Regions from separate parts of the Mus musculus genome. Here region 1 is linked to region 2. The links are chromatin loops, found by intact Hi-C in ENCODE. Cell type or tissue: left cerebral cortex. All regions are shown on one strand. Each heading gives the region's core, and the rest is flanking DNA. Links, peaks and the distances in the headings are about the cores only.

What was found. Peaks named below come from ENCODE experiments on the same cell type or tissue, not always from the same donor. Only the 100,000 strongest peaks of a DNase experiment are listed, where the experiment ranks them.
Region 1: a loop joins it to region 2, with 4 times the contacts of the local background. A loop is called at or near these places in 1 of 42 quality-filtered maps.

What each region holds. Positions count from the first base shown.
Region 1 is chr5:91,061,327-91,064,150 of GRCm38, reverse strand. All of the region lies in intron 2 of Gm19610 (a long non-coding RNA gene), which reads left to right. Among named protein-coding and RNA genes, the nearest start is that of Ereg, 12 kb to the left of the region's middle. In left cerebral cortex, for the core only: no CTCF peak of the experiment used is centred there; no DNase peak of the experiment used is centred there.
Region 2 is chr5:91,143,591-91,146,414 of GRCm38, reverse strand. It overlaps Areg (amphiregulin), which reads right to left. Exons shown (of 6, transcript NM_009704.4): 3 at 2,725-2,824; 4 at 1,920-2,081. Among named protein-coding and RNA genes, the nearest start is that of Areg, 5.4 kb to the right of the region's middle. In left cerebral cortex, for the core only: no CTCF peak of the experiment used is centred there; a DNase peak (open chromatin) is centred at 1,261.

The DNA of each region.
Region 1 (2,824 bases), core at 234-2,733, 82 kb after region 2:
TGCTGATCACAACAATTTCCTTCCTGTAAATCCTCCCAGATCCTCCAAATCTCCCCACCCACTCAACTCCAGGCCCCTTCTTTCTTTCTCTCTTTAGAAAACAAATTTATCTCAAAAACAATTCAAACCAAACAAATCTTGTTTTAAAGTATCACAAGATTTCTTAATCACAACAAAAATATGTCTCTACTGCCTTCTTTATTGGCTTCTATATTTTTGGTTTTTCTTTCCCTCCTATGTACTATCACTCTGTATTTATATTACTGAAACCTCAAAATAGTTAAAATATGCTAAGACTGTCTCCTTTAGAAGTCTTGATTTTGCAGCTTTGTCTTTTTTTGTTGTTGTTTTCCAGAGCTGAGGACCAAACCCAGGGCCTTGTGCTTGCTAGGCAAGTGCTCTACCACTGAGCTAAATCCCCAACCCCAATTTTGCATGTTTGTGTGACTTTTCTTCCAACTTTGAAATCCACATAATTCATTATTTATTGATTTCTATAGGAAAGCTTGCATGGCACATGGACAAGAATGACAAATTCTTAGCTTCCTACATCTGCTATAGACTTACAACTAAATAATTACATCAGCTTGGGAAGTATGTCTCATATAGAGGGTCAGATTTGTCAAAAATAGATAAATAAATTGAATGAATGAATGATTAAATAGATAAATAAATAAAATATAAAAGAAGTGCCAGAACTTTGTCTATCATTTTAAAAATGTTCATTAACTATCAGCTATTATTTATATTAATGCTGATTTTAAAGCTGTTTTTCTGGGCTGTGGGATAGCTCAGTGATAGAGCACTTGTTTTGTATATAGAAGGTCCAGAATTTAAGCTCTGTGAGCTATTTACACAGCACTCTAATTTTCTTTAATATTCTTTATTGGTGTCTGGATATTCTGCTGTCTCTAGTTGGGTGTCTAATATATAGAAAGCAGTTGATGCATAGTTGTTGGATGAATTTATGCATTGCCAAAGCTGAATTCCAAACTACAAATTATAGGAAGAGACGGAAATTACATTTGGACAAGGCTGTCCTATATCAGGTGGTGATCAGACATGAGAACGTTAATAATTATTGCAGTCGTGATTCCTAATGCATTAGCCATAAGGTCATTATCTCAACTAGCTCCTGGACCAGTTTTGTTAGACACTTGGGATGCAAATTTAGATCCAATAGAAGAGAAGAGTGACCCATTAACCAATCCTCTTAACACTACTTCTCAACATCCATCAGCACTGCCCAGAAATGTTTCTCAAAACATGGTGCTACTGAAGACTCCATAGCATTCCAAAGAATGTTTAGATCCATGGTCATAGGCTAGATGAATCATTCTGAAAAAGTGCTGTGCAGCCAGAGATGAGAAAAAATATTGACACTCTTTCCACTGGTCATTCAGCAATTAGAAGCTGAGAGCATATGTAATTCACAGAAAAAATTCCAATCCCATTTGATGTCTGTAACATGAAAATATGAGATGATATTGAAACCTGAAGTAAGCCCTATGAAGTCAGTAGGTTCCCATCCCCCCTCAACAAACTACTGTCTGGATCCTACAGATTTGCTATAAAATTTGTATTTCACTTAGTGAAATCTTAAAATGTATTTAAAATGTATTTTAAGATTTCATTTAAGCCTTCCTTGAATCACGTGTTACTTGGAAATGTGCTCATTGCAAAGTATTTGAGGATTGCCCAGTTATCTTTTTGTTGTTAATTTCAAGATTAATCTGATGTCCATTTTAAGTACTCCAAAGTCATAATAGATTGTGATCACTCTCCCCACCTAGATTTTGTTTTGATGAATATTTCAAACACATGTCTGCAGTTAACAGATATATTTTGTAAATGTCAATTAGATCACTTTGAGTGATAGTGCTCTTAAGGTACTAATGTCAGTGAACTCTCAGAAATACACATAGATGTGTCTGTATATTTCCCTGATCTCTAAATTTATTGGCTAATAACAAATGCACAAGGTAGTTCTGTTGGGAGCAATTTGGTGAATTATATATAGTGGTGATTTCCCTTGATAATGGGAATTAAGGCAAAACTGTCTATCAAATGGCTGTTGATAAATGCAGTTATTTTATTCTAATCTTAACTACCAATGTTAACTCTCATCTTAAATTACACCTCACATGTGTGTGTGTGTCCCTTTTACGACTGCTTTCATTGTATCGCATAGGTTTTGATAGCTCTGATTTCATTTTCATTTGATTTAAGAAATTGTTTCGACAAGCCCCTTCCGCTCCACCCAAGCCCCGGGCTACCTTGCCAGCAGAGTCTCGCCCAACACCCGCAAGGGCCCACACGGGACTCCCCACGGGATCCTAAGACCTCTGGTGAGTGGAACACAGCGCCTGCCCCAATCCAATCTCGCGGAACCTGAGACTGCGGTACATAGGGAAGCAGGCTACCGGGGCCTGATCTGGGGCACAAGCCCCTTCCGCTCTACCCGAGCCCCGGGCTACCTTGCCAGCAGAGTCTCGCCCAACACCCGCAAGGGCCCACACGGGACTCCCCACGGGATCCTAAGACCTCTGGTGAGTGGAACACAGCGTCTGCCCCAATCCAATCGCGCGGAACCTGAGACTGTGGTACATAGGGAAGCAGGCTACCCGGGCCTGATCTGGGGCACAAGCCCCTTCCGCTCCACTCGAGCCCCGGGATACCTTGCCAGCGGAGTCGCCTGACACCAGCAAGGGCCCACACAGGATTCCACACGGGATCCTAAGACCTCTAGTGAGTGGAACAAAACTTCTACCAGGAGTCTGGTTCGAACACCAGATATCTGGGTACCTGCCCTGCAAGAAGAGAG
Region 2 (2,824 bases), core at 310-2,809:
AACTGTAACTACATATTAAAAGTGAAAATGTTCATACAGTGTGGAACTGGAATGTCTTTTGTCATTGTTCCTGAAGGATTAAGCATGGGAGGTGATGGTGTGTGGTAGAAGCACCCCTCACATATAAACAAATTTATATGGATGGATATAGATTTCTACTAAAGGATTTTAAATTATTAGTGCTTAAAAATTGTTTGCAAAACAACTTGTGTTTTGTGTATTTTCAGATCTAGAGGTTTCCCTCTAATTTTATTGATTGCTGTAGTTGATTTAAAAACCCCATAGTTTACATTTTTAGGGATGCTGTATATCACTTTCAGTGAATCCTGCATGAATCCATCGCATATTGCCATTATATCCCAAAGAACTTTGCTAATATTAAAGAATAATATTCACTTCTATTATGAAAAACACCCAGTAATTGTGGCCTAAGATTAGTGTTGATCATATTTTGAATATAATAAAAATTTGAGAGAAAACAGGGGGTGAGGTAATCACTTCTTAAAAGTGAGAGAATTGAGCTGGGATCCCAGATCACTGAGAGGCCAAGACGGAGATCAACATTCAGGGAGAGCTTGGGCAACTTGGATTCTGTCCCCCAAAGTAAAAAACCGCTAAAGATGTAGCTCAGCTGATGCGTACTTGACCAACCTGTGTGAAGTTCAGTTCCTAGCACTGCCACAAAGAAAACGGGATGGCAACATAAACCAAGAGTCATTCCACACCCTCCCAGGGGAATCAGCTGAATGAAAAGCTGAATAAGCCACAAGTTATATCACTGTAAAACACCTTTAGTTCACAATTTCTTCTATGTCAAATAAGAACAATTTATAGAGGCTTTTTGCCTTTCCTAAATGTATTTGTATACCTGGCTTGAGGCTCTAGAAGAAATTCCAGGTGTGCAAAATAAATTTAAGCTGCACACCTAATGTCTTGTGCATAACAAAACAGCTCTTATGTGCCATTTTATCACCTTCTGATTTGAATTTAAGATAACAATAAACAATAGCAAGAGATAATTCCTGTATCCTGAAGAACAGCCGTGATGGATCGTGTACACAATCCAGTCGTTAAAGTAATTTACCGAGACCTAAAATTAGAATAATGAATCCACTGCTTTTCCCAAGCCCTAGAAGCAGTGAGTCATCCCAGAACCATGTGGGCCCTCCTCCAGCTTCCCCTATCCAGTGGCTTCTATCTGACAGACAATGCCATCCTCATGTACCCATCTGTGCCTGTGACCTAGAACAGTGGAGTGTGGGCATTCTTTGGTCCTGAAGCGAGGCGTGAGATCTGCCATTGCGCAGGGAAGATGCTGTGGGAGGACCACAGTAACAGAGGTTGTCATTGCTGCCTACGCCATGCCATTGGGAGGAAATGTTTCGCTTTGTTTCTCAATATGTTCCCACACTATGGTATCCGATAAGGACAAAAATAGGTCCCAACTGTCAGCCAGTGAGCACCATGGCATGGAATTACAAGCAAGAATGGTGCCTTGTACTGTGCGAAGTCACAGGTCTTTCCTTGGTTGCTCATTTTGAAGACCTTCGAGATTTGTTTGTTTTCCTTTTATGCCAAAGAAGTATATTTGGTGCTGTGAGCTTAGTGTGACCCTAGTTAGCTCCTCACAAGCTTTATGCTTACATTTAAAAATATACACAGATGATACTAGGGCATTTCTGAGTGTCAGAAATCACCATCATCAAAAATGGTAATCAAAATATCAATTTTTAAGCTAAAGACATCCTAATTCTGAAAGGTGGCTTTGTATATCATTTCAGTGGTAGTCAAAGGAATGCAAGGTTTGATTCTATTCTGCTCAGGGGTCACTTGCCACAAAAAAACTCATGTAAAATATGACAGTAGAGTCTGATAGGAATACTGACAAGAGTTCAGGTCTTAGGCTGTGATGTACTTACTGCACTGTGATAACGATGCCGATGCCAATAGCTGCGAGGATGATGGCAGAGACAAAGATAGTGACAGCTACTACTGCAATCTTGGATAGGTCCTTGTCATCCTCGCTGTGAGTCTTCATGGATTTTTCTCCACACCGTTCACCAAAGTAATCTTGATGACAACTGCAACATCATATTTCATAAATACAGGTGTTGATAAGGTTTTCTGCATCTCAAACATACTACCTAATGATACGGTCACTTAAGTGAACATAGAGAGGTCACGCCATTGTCTATTCTGCAAAGTCGTGAAACATAGAATACATTCTAGCTAAAGGCCTTTAAGAACAAGTTGTGATTAGTTTGGGTGTGGGTGGGATATTCCCAGAAGACACTGTGACTCATGCTTCTTGTTCTTTTAGGACCAAGCGATGACTTTGACTCCTGGTGTCACAGCTAATACATTCCTCTATCATTTAGTTTAGTTTTAGTGCGTTGAGAGGGTTTGGGGACATTAGAACAACATGAAAAGTTGTGTGATAAATACTTTAAGTTTTTTTTAAGGCTTAAAATATATGTACAGGCACATATATATATACATTGCATACATATAATATTTATAATAAAATGATACTGTGCACCAGTAGCCATAAAGCTATTTGTTACAGCCTTTAAGCTAAGAATCTTTTTTCTAGATTTACATGCTTATATTTTAATTGCCTGTACAAACATAATGTTGGCTCATGAAATCCTTGGTTTACACACTGGAAAAGTGAATAGTTTCTATTGATGGGGATTTCAGGTGTTGTGTAGGAAACAAACCTACTTGCATGTCACCACCTCCAGGTTCTCGATGTATCTGCATTCGCCATGAATGCAAAAGTTCTGAAACTTGGCAGTGCATGGATTCTTTTTCTTCTTATTCC